2 separate regions of the Homo sapiens genome follow, and region 1 is linked to region 2. A link is a loop called in an ENCODE intact Hi-C map of the cell type or tissue named here. Cell type or tissue: PC-9. All regions are shown on one strand. Links, peaks and the distances in the headings refer to the core of each region. The heading gives the core; the rest is flanking DNA.

Region 1 (7,844 bases), core at 2,444-6,443, 73 kb after region 2:
CTCAGTTTCTATGTGGCTGTTTCCTACCAAATTATAAGCATCCTTTAATTCCATATCTCCTCACCAGTCAGCTTCCTTTCCTCTCTCCCAGACCCTCTCCCTCCCCCAATCCATCCTAGACACAACTCCAAGATAGACCTTCCAAAAACACAAGGTGGCACAAGTCGCTCCCTTGCTGACACCACAGTGTGTTCCTTGGCTTGTAGGATGGCATGGATGAATACTCCTTAGGATAGCATTCAAGGTCTCTCTGATCTAGCTGGAAACTACTTCTCAACCTCACCTCCCACCCTCATTTCCTTATCATTCATCCTTTGACCCCTTGTCTGTGCCAGGCACAGAGTCAAGTGCGACTGTGGTTCCTACCCTCCCGCAATCTACAGACTCGTGGAGGAAAGACGGAACAGAAGACAGAGGTGGACACCCCAATCTGACCTCAGGTCCAAAAGAAGCTTCCCACACTGGAGTTGGGCTTCTGAAGGGCTAGCAAATGTTGGCTGGAAGAAACACCCTTCAGTTTGTGTGTTCCTCTAAGAAGCTTTCCCTGATCATTTTTCTCCTATCTTACCTTGAGAGTTAATCCCCCCTTCTGTAATCTACCAGCACATGGGCTAAAGTTAGTTCATTCGGTGTCTGTACTACAGAGGTGTTCCCTTTGGGAAGAGGCAGCCCTGTGGGCCCCCAGCTGAGTAAACACATTGTGGCTATGCACACATTTCAAGATGCTCATTTCTCCAGGCAGACTCAGCCGTGTGCCGGAGAACACAGCTCGGTGGGCAGAACCAGGGTTGGACTACAGGCCTCACACACCCCTTAGCCAGGTTCCCCTCAACAGGCCACGATTTGTACAATCATATGCAGTGGCCTTGTACCTTTACCTGACATTTCACTCCTCCAGTGGAACAGACATTGTTTACAAATCCTCCAGAGCAGATTATAATCCCCTTGAGGCCAGAGGCTATCTTAACAGTCAAGCAAGAGCCACTCTACTTGAGATGAAGAATTATCATACCTTTGAACTCTTCCACCTTCCCATCCACAGGACCCTACAAATTATTAGATGAACTTCTCATTACACCCTTTACCATACCTTACTTTTTGTATCGTTCACCCCTGACAGCCACGGTCATGACTTTCAGGCAATTAAGACTCAGAAAACCCTTCTCAACAAATGAAACATCATGTGCAGCAATGTTTTTTTTTTTTAAATGCTATCTTATAGTCTGATTCTTTGGCAAGCCTTGAATAACTGAGGAAAATTACTGAATTAAGCAAAGCATTCTCTTACCTGATTAGACTACATAAGTGGACATTTGGTGCATGTTGCCCTTGGTTCTCACAACCGTTGCTTCAGTCTACACAAATTGGTGCAGAAAGATCATTACCACAGGTTGTGTTTGGATCCCAAGCCTGATCTCTTAACAAGGAAGGGTCTGTTCCCAACAAGTGGATGCTTGCTCCTCCTGAAGCTATCTGACATTCTTAAACACCCACAAAATGCATGAGTCAACTCTGAAAGATTTCTGAGATTAGGATTCCAAAGTATTCTCTGACAGAAGCAGCAGGAAGTTTAGCATTAAGGAAACAATTTACCGTTTTTAACATATAGGTACGCGGAAGTCACCTCAAGGAAGGTTGTACAAGGCTTCACCAACAAAACTCAACTGCTTCTCTTTGTGCCATCTCCTCTGGGTGTCTGTGTGACACAGATAAATTTTACCCTAAAAGTGTCCTAATAAATCCCAAGCCAGCAGGGATTTGTAAGCTATTCCTAAAGAAGACAACAAAGACAGGTTTATAACTTATTTAATATAATTTTTAAAACTTTGAAACTGTAAAGACTATAATCCTACTCATTTTTGTTCCTTTGGATATTAGACTAATATGCTCGTGGCATATTAGTCACTGGTCTCTGAGGGAAAAAGAGACCTCATATGGAATACACCCGTCTTCAATACCTTTCCTTTGTCATTTAGTCTGCAATATTTAGCTCATGATAGCGGCAATTATTGTTGGTCTTCAACCAAAGGAAGTTGTAGCCAACATTACTCAAATCTGTGATCTGCACAATCGATTATCACCTAAGTCAAAAGCAGATTAATAGTAAAATGAAAAATTATTTAACCTAGATTTGAGCTCGAAAGTACAAATATGCATCTCTTAATCACTAATTGTGAGATTAAAAATGAAAGAATTTGTAATGTGATTTATTTCCTGACATCTGCATTTTATCAAGGGACAATACCTTTTTAAAAACACTGAAATACTGGAATGGCTTCATACTGAGGCAATGGCAAATATGACACCAGGAACTACTACTGCCAGGCTGGGAATCAGGAGTCCCAGCTCTTTGTTCTGCTTTCAGCTCACTGCCCACAGGACTCTCAACACAGCAATGTATTTCACTTATCGTGGCCTCAAGTTTCCTCATCTGCAAGAGAGAGGTAGACCGTTCGACCTCTGCTATCTCTGTGGTGGCACTTCAACTCCCTGCATTTGGAGGCTTGTGTGAAGGGTAGAGGACTAGCCTCCCCACACCAGCTTTCCTTAAACCACAGAGGTTCCATCTCTGTGGTGAGGAGGGGACTTTACAGACTAAGGAGAGTCTCCCGGCATTCACGGGCAGCGAAATCAACTGATCATTATGCCCGTTCTAAACGTGAGAGGTGGAGTCGGGATGGGAACTCAGGCCTGAATCATCATTTAGTGTTCTTTCTACCATACTTTCCCTAGAACGCTTCCTGAGAATAAGGGCCAATGCTTCATGAGGCCTCTTCACTCTTTTCTCTCTAGCCAGACTGGATATTTATATTCACTTAGTCTAATTTTGTACCCAGGGTCCAGAAATGTGTTGGCAGTGGGTATGCTTCTATAATAGCCAAGATAAAAAGATGCATGGACAACAGCCATGACTTTGGGTAGGGGAGGGGCTGGCATTACTGAAAAAGAAGGTGATCCAATCTCTAAGCACAAAGGATATCCAGACAATTCTTCCTCCTTAGGCTTTCTCATTCCGCCAGCAGATCAATTATTATTTCACCCTTCATATTTATTCAAAGAATAAAACAGTACAGTAACCTTCTTTTAAAATTAAATAAGTAGTGAAAGTAAAAGATACTGGAGCTTCATAAGCCAAAAAATTTTGGACGTCCTATGTCAAGTGTATTTTCTTGGCCCGGGATAGGAACACATGCATTCATAAACACACCATGAACATCTGGTGTAATACCACACGCGGCTTTATATAAGCAGCGGAGGAGAAAAGCAGATTGGGATGAATGCAACAGAAGTTGGGCAAGGGAGCAAATAGGAAAACGGCAAGTAATCTGAAAGATTTGCCAAAATCACAGAAGAGTTTTAAACCCAGAATGTTTAACCGTCTCCTCAAGCTCATGTTCTGGAAATCTGCCTTGGTATCCACCATAGCAGGCACTTTCAGCCCTACAGAGTAGGATTACATTGGAAATCTCAGGGGCCCTCTGGATTTTCTTACTCTGTAAAAACCATAGAACAGCCTCCCTGTAACCTGAGCACAGCCCAAGTACTAGACGCATTCAGAGGATAAGGAGGAATGTCACTTTTAAAGCAACACAAATAGTAATTCCTTGCCATTGCACAAGGCCCAGAGTGTGAATCTATCCGGCTGTGCCATGCACCTTGTTGGCTGCCTCTCTGAACAGGATCTTGGCTGCAGCTCAGCAGAAGCAAGGCTGCTATTCTCCAGTGCCATCTGCTCACACAGGATGGATTGCTACTGCTGCCCATGAGAGTCTTCCCTCTCTCTCTCTGTAGTAACTCTGGCAATGCCCTGTTGGAGAACTACAGCAAGGGCTCCAAAAATGTGTGCTGCTCAGCAACCTCCGGAAGGGAAACGGGAACAGGGAGAGCTGATGCGGACACTCTTCTGACAGGACCTCCTCAGCAATCAGCAAGGACAAGCAGTCCACTGAGCGGGCCAACACACAATCATCCTTCAACAGCCAGCAAGAACAACGATACCAGTGGCAACAGTAATGAAACACTTAGGAAGTACTGGACCAGGGGTTGTCAAATGAAGGTCATGACCACTATTTTGGTTGTTTAAAATAAAAAGTGGCACACAAAAAGAGAAAATATTATACATTCTTAAAATGTGTTTCACTTAATTGCAGGATTAAGCTAATTCCTACCATGGAGCACATTAAAAATAGATATCCATAAAAATTTTAAAAAGAAAAAATAAATAAGCAAATATTGGGTCAAGTCTTTCTATACTCCCTTGTACGTATTATCTCAATTAATTCTTACAACAACCGTATGAAGTAGTACCATTATTATTCTTGGTTTGTGGTTGAAGAAATAGAAAGTGTTTGAGTAACTTGCCTGGCTGGCTTCCCAGTCAATGTGGTTCCAAAGCCTGAACTCTTAACACATGCCCTACAGCAAGTAGCTCCCTAGACCCTGTGTCCAAAGCCTTTGCTCACTTCCTCAAGCAATTTCTCTCACACCGTAATTCTTTGTTCAACCATCTGTCCCTTTCCCCTTTCCCCTTGTGAACTGAGAACACCTCAAGGGCAGGTCTTGTTGAGCTCAGTGACTTAAACAAAGGCTCAGGGAGCAAAGGATCCCAACAGTATTTTTTAAATTAAGTGAGTAAATGAGGTATGTTAAAAGAAAAAAGAAGGCAAATTGTAGCCAAGAAAAAAATAATAATAAGTCCTGACACTCGAGGATCTGTCTTTGCCAAAGGGAAATTCGGTCTCTGAATTTAAGAAAGAAAATTAAGAAAACTCAGTCTCTGAATTAAGAAAACGAGTTCCTTGTATTCTTAGAGAGACTTGGGGGAAAATAAACTTCATCTAAAAATTTAATCAGGTTAAAAAAAAAACAACTAGAGTGTCAAAACATCTGCCTATGCTTTGCTCTGGGCCCTTCATTCAGGAAAAACTAATGAGTTTTTGGATCAATAAAGGTAAGGCTAGGGTTTATTTGGGGGGTTGAGGGTGAAGAGGGAAACTATTCTGGATTAGAAAGCCAAATCCTTCTGGTATTGGAGGATTGAAAGCTGAGGAACAGAAAAAGAGCAGACTCTCCAGAAGGGAAAAGAGCAAGAAATCAGTGAGCTGAACCTAAGCCAGGGGAGGGGCAGGCAGTGGCTGAAGGGGTGTGTGGGGAATGGCTGATAGGTTTTTAGGACACCGGTGTCTAACATGCCATGTCAACTTCCTTGTGCCAGACTCTAATCCCCATCACCCCAAACCTTAATACAACCACCTCAGCTAAGTAGTCTATTTTTTTTTTTTTGAGACAGGGTCTCCCTTTGTCACCCAGACTGGAGTACAGTGGCACAATTATGCCTCACTGCATCCTCAGCTTCCCGGGTTTAGGGGATCCTGCCACCTCAGTCTCCTAAGCAGCTGTGGCTACAGGCGTGCGCTACCACGCCTGGCTAATTATTTTTGTATTTTGTAGAGATGAGGTTCCACCATGCCGCCCAGGCTCGAACTCCTGAGCACAAGCGATCTGCCCACCTTGGCCTCCCACAGTGCTGGGATTACAGGTATGAGTAGTGCTTTGGGAGAAGGAAAGAAGGAGGGTCGGGTCCAACATGGGATGAAGTCATACAGAAAGGGCAGCCTTTCCAAGGAAAGACTGAAACGCAGAAGTGAAAAATTACAGGGAAGTATGCAATCTGAGGAAGAGGTGACCAGAGAAAATACCCAGTATTAGAGATGTGGTGTGGAGTGCCGGGAAGCCACTGAGTAAAGGATGAGGGCCCAAGTCTTTCTAATTCGGTATATAAAGCTGGAGGACAGGGACAGCTGATCTGCTGTATGTTAACTCTGTGGTGCAAGCCAAGTGCCATGGACTGTTACCCAGGGTCACTAATATCCCCCACCATGAGAACACATTTACTCCAACATGGTGCAGCCACTACCATGCCACACACCATAATGATTCAATACTGACGACCAAGACTTGTGGTTCAAAAATCTCTTGCTAGGCCGGGCGCAGTGACTCACGCCTGCAATCCCAGCACTTTGGGAGGCCAAGTCAGGTGGATCACTTGAGGTCAGGCATTCAAGACCAGCCTAGCCAACGTGGTGAAACCCTGTCTCCACTAAAAATGCAGAAAATTAGCCAGGCTTGGTGGCACATGCCTGCAATCCCAGCTACCTGAGAGGTTGAGACAGGAGAATCGCTTGAACTCGGAAAGTGGAGGTTGCAGTGAGCACAGATCATGTCATTGCACTCCAGCCTGGGCAACAGAGCGAGAGTTCGTATCAAAAAAAAAAAAAAAAAAAAAAAAATCTCTTGCTGGCCAAGATGGCCCAGAAGTAGAAATAGCGAAGAAGAAGAGAAGAAAGCATCGCATTTCATCTTGCAACTCTGGAAGTCTTATTCTACTAATTAATCTAAGAACGAGCTGATAAAATTACCCAATAAGAAACCTCAAACTCTGCCAGATTTTGCTTTCTGGGTAGGACAATCTATTCCCACAGTTGTCTCTATTCCAATATATGAGTTCCTGGATATCTGAGGATGTTTCCGTCATAAATCAAACCGCCTGTAGTGCATCAGGCCCCTGATTTCCATTCGTAAGCTTATTCTATACCCAAGTCTCTGCATCTTATTTGATTCCATACTGCTATTCCAAACAGCACATTCATGAAATTGAATGCTCCACCAGATATACTAATTTTAGAGTCACTTTAAAATTGTCACACTTTCTCCACCGCCAAATAAAAGGAGGAAAACAAAGCAGGCATATATAATTCAGCAGCTGCCACAGCTGCTCTCTAAAAACTGGTACAAAGAAGGTGACATATTCGAGACAAGAATCTCCCCTCCCTTTTTTCTTTTTATTTAACACTAAACCAGAAGATACCTACAGTCTTTAAAGACGATTAACTTTTTTAACTTGGTGCAGTAGAGCTACTTCACCAAGGCAGCAACGTCTGGCATCAGTCAACAAACAAAAGTTACGTTTTAAAAAACGTAAAGCTTACGTTTTAAACTCATTCCAAATATATATATATTTGGGAAGTGTAATGAGTTTAAATATATATATATATATATATATATATATATATATATATATACTTGAGATGGAGTCTCTCTCTGTTGCTCAGGTTGGAGTGCAGTGACACAATCTTGGCTTACTTTAACCTCTGCGCCTGGGTTCAAGCAATTCTCAAGCCTCAGCCTCCCGAGTAGCGGGGATTATAGGCATGTGCCACCATGCTAATTTTTTATTTTTACTAGAGCTAGGGTTTCACCATACTGGCCAGGCTGGTCTAAAACTCCTGACCTCAAGTGATCCACCCACTTCAGCCTCCCAAAGTGCTGGGATTATAGGCATGAGCCACCATGCCTAGCCCTAAGTATATAATTAGATTCCACTTCTTTGCGACTTAAAGACATGACAATCTTCAGATAAATTTAAACCTAATAAAATCCAATGATAGCTGCTATGGTGATTATCAGTCTATTCAACCCTATATATTTTAGGCAAACGATCAACAACATTCGTTTTACCTGACCTTTTAAGAGCAACTATTGGCTGGGCACAGTGGCTCACACCTGTAATCCCATCACTTTGGGAGGCCGAGGTGGGCAGATCAGGAGGTCAGGGGTTTGAGACCAGCCCGGCCAATTTAGTGAAACCCCGTCTCTACTGAAAAAACAAAATTAGCCGGGCATGATGGCGGGCGCCTGTAGTCCCAGCTACTAGGGAGGCTGAGGCAGGAGAATCGCTTGACCAGGGAGGTGGAGGTTGCAGTGCGGAGATTGTGCCACTGCACTCACTGCAGGCTAGGCAACAGAGGGAGACTCTGTCTCAAAAAAAAAAAAAAAAAAAAAGC
Region 2 (7,844 bases), core at 1,296-5,295:
GTGCATGCCTGTAATCCCAGGGACTTGGGAGGCTGAGGCAGGAGAACTGTTTGAATCCAGGAGGTAGAGGTTGCAGTAAGCCAAGATCACGCCATTGCACTCCAACGTAGGCAATATAGTAAGATTCTGTCTCAAAAAAAAAAAAAATTAAAATGTGCAAAAGACATAAACGCATATTTCCCTGAAACAGATACATAGATAACAAGCATATGAAAAGAAATTCAACATTGTTAGCCATTAGGGAAATACAAATTAAAACCACAATGAGATATCACTACACACCTGACAGAATGAGGATGTAGCCGAGAAACTGAATCACTCCTACATCACTGGCAGGAATGTAAACTGGTACAACCACCCTGGAAGAGTTTAGCAGTTTCTTATAAAACTAAACACAGAACTACCATATGACCCAGCAGTTGCACTCTTGTGTACTTATCCCAGAAAAAATGAAAACACACAAAAACCTATAAAAGGAATGTTCAGTAGCTTTACTTTGTAACAACCCAAAACTGGAAACAACCCAGGCATCTTTTAATGGGTCAATGGTTAAACAAGCTGTGGTACATGCATACCATGGAATACTAGTGAGCAATAAAAAGTAACAAACTATTGACACATATAACAAGCTCAGTGAATCTCCAAGGAATTACCATAAGTGAAAAAAGCTAATCCCAAAATGTTACATACTTTACATTTTCATTTATGTAACATTCTTAAAATGGTAAAATTATACAAATGGAGGACAAAATCGTAGCTGCCAGGGAGGGGCAGGGTGGATGTGGCTATAGAAGAGATTCTGTGGTGATGAAATTGTTCTGTGGTGATGAAACTGTTCTGTATGTATCTTTACTGTATCAATATCAACTTATTGGTTACTATATTAGATTATAGTTTTGCACAATGTTACTATTAGGAGAAAATGGGCAAAAGAGTACATGGGGTCTCTCTGTATTATTCCTTACAACTACATATCAATCTACAATTATCTCAAAACAAAACATTTTAATGTTTTTAGATTGCATATCAACAATTTCGTATAGTTCACTTCAATACTTAAAATTCAGCTGAGTCAGCCAGGCGCAGTGGCTCACACCTGTAATCCTAGCACTTTGGGATGCCAAGATGGGTGGATCACAAGGTCAGGAGATCGAGGCCATCCTGGCCAACATGGTGAAACCCTGTCTCTACTAAAAATACAAAAATTAGCCGGGCATGGTGGCGCACACCTGTAATCTCAGCTACTGGGGAGGATGAAGCAGGAGAATCACTTGAACCCAGGAAGCAGAAGTTGCAGTGAGCCGAGATTGAGCCACTGCACTCCAGCCTGGCGACAGAGCAAGACTCCGTCTCAAAAAAAAAAAAATTCAGCTGAATCACAATTCAACCTAGGCTCATGACTTCATGACTGCACTGGACTTCCTCACTACCTCTTGCTCACTCAAGGAGGCCAAAGACCATTTGCTAAGTCCCAGGGTGGAGGTATGGAGGACTCAAAGAGGTTACAGTAGCATGGAGGCCCAGGTCTGTCAGGAAGAGTTAAGTTACCCTCCCAGTTCAGAGTGAGGCCCTTAGTGGTCTAGAAAAGTAACACTCTATAATAAATTTTAGATGCAGTGGCTCATGACTATAATCCCAGCACTTTGGGAGGCCAAGGTGGGAGGATTGCTTGAGCCCAGGAGTTCAAGACCAGTCTGGGCAACATAGTGAGCCCTTGTCTCTACAAAAAAAATCAAAAGATTAGCCCAGTGCAGTGGCATGCATCTGTACTCCCGGCTACTTGGGAGGATTGCTTGAACCTGTGAGGTTGAGGCTGCAGGGGGCCATGATCATGCCACTGCACTCCAGCCTGGGAGTTTTTGAGACAGAGCAAGACCCTGTCTCAAAAAAACAACAACAAAAGAGAGAGAGACAGAGAGAGAGAGAAATTTGGGAAAAACCCATTTTATTCTTTCTCTAATTCAGAAGAATAGGAAGCTGGCCCAATGTGGTGGCTCACACCTGTAATCCCAGCACTTTGGGAGGCCAAGGCCAGCAGATTGCCTGAGGTCAGGAGTTTGAGACCAGCCTAGTCAGCATGGTGAAACCTCATCTCTAATATTAGCTGGCCATGGTGGCACGCGTCTGTAGTCCTGGCTACTTGGGTAGCTGAGACAGGAGAATCACTTGATCCTGGGAGAGGGAGGTTGCAGTGAGCCCAGATTGCGCCACTGCACTCCAGCCTGGGTGACAGAGCAAGATTCTGTCTCAAAAAAAAAAAAGAAGAAGAAGAAGAATAGGAAGCTCTAAATATGAAATGAAGAAGGAAACTGGGGAGAAGGTAGAAATTGAGAGATGTTCTCTGTCTATCAGCAATAAGCTGCTTTCTTCTACAGCAGCTCACTCTCCCTGGCATCCGGACTGAAGAAATAGGCCTTTAGAAGAGTGACCTTGGCTGGGCGCGGTGGCTCACACCTGTAATCCCAACACTTTGGGAGGCTGAGGCAGGTGGATCACTTGAGGTCAGGAGTTCAAGACCAGCCTGGCCAATAGGATGAAACCTCCTCTCTACTAAAACTACAAAAATAGTCAGGTGTGGTAGTATGCGCCTATAATCCCAGCTACTCAGGAGTCTGAGGCAGGAGAATCACTTGAAGGCAGAGGTTGCAGTGAGCCAAGGTCATGCCATTGCACTCCAGCCTGGGCGACAGAGGGAGACCCTGTCTCAAAAAAAAAAAAAAAAGTGATCTAATTAGCAAAGCTACTCAGGAATGGTGACCACGTGCCACCAATTAGGGTTGCCCTCTGTCCTGGGACCTTTCACCTGGCCTCAGGGTTAAGACACCTAGAAATCTAGTCCTGGTTAACCAAACCATCTGTAAAAGACTAGTTATGTCCTTTCTCCTCCTAGCTTACTACTTGACCACCAACACTGCTACTCACTCCTGTTAGTGGAGGAAACTTAACCAGATGACCTAGAAGTTCCCTTCCAGGGTCTCCCACTCTCCTTCCCTGTGCATCCTGACTCTCACTGGCTGGTCTGAAGTAGTGCTAAGTGTTAATAGCCCCATTGGGCCTGGCTTAGAGACTAACCTTTTATTCCTGGTGAGTCCTGGCACATCCAGTGGATTGAAACAGCTCCTTGGAGAGGCCTCCTTGCTCACTGCTTCGACTTCACTGGTCAGAGAAAGATGCAAGGGACATTCTTTGGCTTGCCCTTTTAGTCCAAACATCACATGATTTTATGGCACTCTTCCAACTGGAGCTGAAAAAAGACCAGAAGCCTCTGACTCCCACAATCACTGCTCGCTCCAGGCAGATCCAGTGGCAGGCTTTTGCCACAGTCTCTGGAGTCCATGGGAAAAGAATGTGGTCTGAGAGAAGATCTTCCACCAAGTGGAAACACCCAAGTGCCTGAGGCACATTCATGAGCATGAGCAACATGGAATTTCTTTTCAAATGTCAAAAATGCAAACCAAGTAAGCCCACTTATTTGTACATCTGGTTCACTGGGCTTGGAGAAAAACAAAATGGGAAAAAAAAAATCCTGAATTCCATGCATGTCATTGTGTTTACAAAGCTAGGTCCAGAAATATGATTATGACAGTACTCAAAGTCAACAGGATACAAGATCCGTGTGTGTGCATGCATGTATATGCACACATGTGTGTGGTGTGAGTGGAGGAGAGCTAGTAGAAAGGACCTAGACTTCCCAGCTAAGCACAACTGTATGAATCCTGGCTCGGCCACTGACTGACTTTACAGCCTTGGCCAACTTGCCTAACTTCTCTAAGTCTCTGTTTCCCAATCTGTAAAATGGAAATAATACCTAGCACCTAATTCACAGTTGTGATAAGTTTTGCTGTTACATGTAAATGATGAAATAGTCTCAGTAAATGATAGCTTACTATAATACTTTGTCCATTGAGAGAGACAGTGACAGACAAAAAGGATGGCTTTTTTTTTTTTTTTTTTTTTTTTTGAGACAAGGTTTCACTCTGTCACCCAGGCTGGAGTACAGTGACATGATCTCAGTTCACTGTAGCCTCAACCTCCCAGGCTCAGACATTCCTCCCACCTCAGCCTCCAGAGTAGCTGGGACTATAGGCACACACCATCACACCCAGCTAATTGTTTTATTTTCTGTAGAGACGGGGTCTCACTCTATTGCCCAGTCTGGTTTGAATTCCTGGGCTCAAGCGATCCTCCCACCTCAGCCTACCAAAGTGCTGGGATTACAGGCATGAGCCACCATACCTGACAGAATGGCTTTTTTTTTTTTTGCAATGAATAAATAAATGTGTGGTATATGCATGTGTGTGGCTAAAGAGAGAGAAATAAGAAGGTCTTGGTTTTTGGAGAAGATCACATCCTTGAAACTTCATTATTTAAATGTCTTTCTTTTATTATGCTTGAGGAACCCTGTTGCCCGTCCTCTTTTACAGAAAGTTCCAGAATATAACCTAAACTATATAACCTAATATAAACTTATATTCCAGAATATAAGCTAAACTATATAACCTAACCCAAATGCCTCTGGAGCCACTGGAACCAATAGTGTTGTTTCACATTTCTGTTTCCCCAGTGGCAATGACAATAGGACTGTCATTAGCACAGAAAACAATTAAGGGTAGTCTCCACTTTAAATTTATTTTTTAATCTAAAGCTTACAAGATTAAGGAGTGATACCTACATGTGGCTAGTAGCTATCTATTGTATGTCATAGTCATGAAACATTTCTATCATTCCAGAATATTCTGTTGGACAATCACTGCTCTAGAAACATGCTTCATGTACTTTGGGCTTGTTTCAAGATCTATATCCACAAGCAAAGCATTTTATTCCAAAGCCCTTCTTATTTCGCTATGGTTTACTCCTATTCCTTTCTCCTTCGACTAGTGTACACTGAACATCCACAAGTATCAAAACTTACAGTGGATTGTCAAATAGGCTGCACTCTCATTTTGCTAAAAAGTTCACAAGATGAAAGAGTGAGACCTACATGTGGCCAGTGGCTATCTATTGTATGTCACAGTCATGGAACATTTCTATCATTACACAATGTTCTATTGGACAAGGGCTGCTCTAGAAACATGATTCACGTACCTTGGGCTCATTTCAAGATCATTTCAAGATCTGCACAAGCAGAGCATTTTATTCCAAAGTCCTTCTTACTTCACTATGGCTTACTCCTTTTCAGAGATTATAATTTTTTTTTTTTTTTTTTTGGAGCAGGGGATGGAGTCTTGCTCTGTTGCCCAGGCTGGAGTGCAGTGGCGAGATCTTGGCTTACTGCAACCTCCACCTCCTGGGTTCAAGAGATTCTCCTGCCTCAGCCTCCAGAGTAGCTGGGATTACAAGCACTCACCACCATGCCTGGCTAATTTTTGTATTTTTAGTAGAGACGGGGTTTCACCATGTTGGCCAGGGTGGTCTCGAACTCCTGACCTCAAGCAATCTGCCCACCTCGGCCTCCCAAAGTGCTGGGATTACAGATGTGAGCCACCACATCTGGCCATAGATTATTGTTTCTCCTTCAACTAATGTACACTGAACATCCCCTGTGTATCAAACCTTACGATGGATTGTCAAATAGGCTGTACCCTCATTTTGCAAAAAGTGCATGAAATATAGACATACTGGACTATCCCCTTTGCAATGGTCTGAATGTTTCTGTCTCCCAAAATGTGTACATTAAAACCTAATCACTAGGGTGATGGTATTAGGAGATGGGGCCTTTGAGAGGTAATTAGGTCATGAGGGCAGAGCCCTTATGAATGGATTAGTGACCTTATAAAAGAGGCCCAGAGAGCTGCCTTTCCCCTTCCACCATGTGAGGACACAGCAAGAAGACATTATCTATGAGGCAGAAAGCATGCCTTCACTAGAGACCACATCTGTCTTTATCTTGGACTTCCCAGCCTCTACAACTATGAGAAAGAAATTTCTGGGCTGGACATGGTGGCTCATGCCTGTAATAACAACACTTTGGGAGGCTGAGGTGGGAGGATCACTTGAGCCTAAGAAGTCAAAGGTGTAAAGAAAGAAAAGAAAAAGAAAGAAAGAGATTTCTGTTCTTTGTAACTACCCAACTCAATTTATAGTATTTTGTTACAGTAGCCCAAACAGACCAACATACCCCCTTTTGTGGGGTTGTGGGTGGACACTCAACCCTTGGGCAAGTTATTTAATCTCTCTGACCTTCATAGCATTGTAGGGAGGATTAAACAAGATAGTGAAAAACACTTAGTAAACACTCACTAAATGGTAAGCATTATTGTTCATAACATCATCATCATCCCAGTTGGCAGGGGACGCAAAGGAAAGGAAACTCAGTCTTATCCATAACAGGATAATTTGAGCATTGCAGGCCTTCCTTGAATTGAACACAGAACTGTCTTCTTATGGCATTTTGTTGCTGGTCTTTGTTCTGCCTTGGGCTACTCATTACAGCTGAAGAATACAAACAGTTGCCCCCTCCCCTGTCACACCCTCCTTCTGCTCCTTCTATATCCTTTCCCTGTCCTTTGAATATTTTCTCCTTTCACAATATCTTTCTAAAAAATAGAACCTAGAGCCCTCCTAAGTTCTTCATATATTGCCCAACTTCTATGTTCAATGTCTACCAAGATGCATGGCCATGAGAAAGGATTTAAAGCATTTTAAAAATTTTATGAAGATTATACTTCTGCAACTGAATGTTGAAACCTAAATGTAGAACGTTGTTCATATCTATTCCACACAGACAAGCACGTACATACACATACATGATATTATTTACACAAATGGTGTCATAATGTACACATTGTTCATATTTTTTATTTATAATAAATATATCTGGCAATATTTCCAGTGTCGAGTTCAATTATATGACCACTTTCATGAATCTGAATACAATGCTACATTTCCATTATAGAAACCAAGATTTTATCAGATGTTTTTGAGGGTGTGGAAGATTTTTTAACATTAGGTTGAGCTAATTTAGAGTCATCTAACATCTTAGAATTTTTTTCATATAAATTGTTATCAAACCAAGTTTCTCCTATCCTATATACTTTTGTAACTGAATTTTAAAACATAAATATAGAACTTAGCATTTAATTGCATTTTGTTGTTTTGATCTAGACTCAAGGTCTTTTGAAATCTTTGCTTTTTATCCAAATAGTGATCTCTCCCAGCTGTAAATCTAATCAGCATGATTTTACTTGCATCTAAGTCACTGAACCATCCAAGGCTAAGAAGGAAGCCTTGTACATGATGAAACAAGTGTGACCTTGCTTTAAATACATGGATCTACTTCCCCTCCCACTGATCTTTGCAGGAGTCTTGCTCTAGGACTACTGGATCCTGTCCCTCTGATTTTCCTCCTCCCCCATTTTAGGTCTCCCTGATGAGACGTGAGATAAAGATAGTCAAGTGTGGTGAAGGAGGGAATGCATAGTCTACTTTCCTTCTCCCTAACAGCTTTGGTGACAAAATCAAAACTCAACATAAGAGGAGTTTGAAACAATAGAGATAAAGTAGGATTTGGGGTTCTACCGAAGAGCCTGGTTGGAAGTTAAATAAGATCAGAAACTCATTTGAGGAATCCATTAGTCATGAGTATATCCCCAGTCAGGAGGAAATGAAACACAACCAATCTGTTTGTAAAATATCAGCAAACAAGAAGGAGAAACCGGGGTATCCCTTGTACATGTCACCTCTTCTTTTGCTGCTGAATCTCTAGTTTGGAGTGTGTTGAGTCATATCAATGGGTCACAAATGTCAGTTCATTGGGTTGGCAGTGCCTGGCCACTAGAGACGGTGCCAGAGTCAGCCCCCAGTTTAAGAGAACTAGACAACCACTTGGGCTGGCCTCAGGATCT

What was found. Hi-C counts contacts between places; a loop is a spot of excess contacts. Peaks named below come from ENCODE experiments on the same cell type or tissue, not always from the same donor. Only the 100,000 strongest peaks of a DNase experiment are listed, where the experiment ranks them.
Region 1: a loop joins it to region 2, with 3 times the contacts of the local background. A loop is called at or near these places in 1 of 110 quality-filtered maps.

Annotation. Positions count from the first base shown.
Region 1 is chr1:65,171,302-65,179,145 of GRCh38, reverse strand. The region is part of intron 1 of AK4 (adenylate kinase 4); the gene reads right to left. Among named protein-coding and RNA genes, the nearest start is that of AK4, 27 kb to the right of the region's middle. In PC-9, for the core only: no CTCF peak of the experiment used is centred there; DNase peaks (open chromatin) are centred at 3,536 and 4,455; H3K27ac peaks cover 1,618 bases.
Region 2 is chr1:65,243,532-65,251,375 of GRCh38, reverse strand. No RefSeq gene overlaps it. Among named protein-coding and RNA genes, the nearest start is that of DNAJC6-AS1, 62 kb to the left of the region's middle. In PC-9, for the core only: no CTCF peak of the experiment used is centred there; a DNase peak (open chromatin) is centred at 3,375; H3K27ac peaks cover 1,772 bases.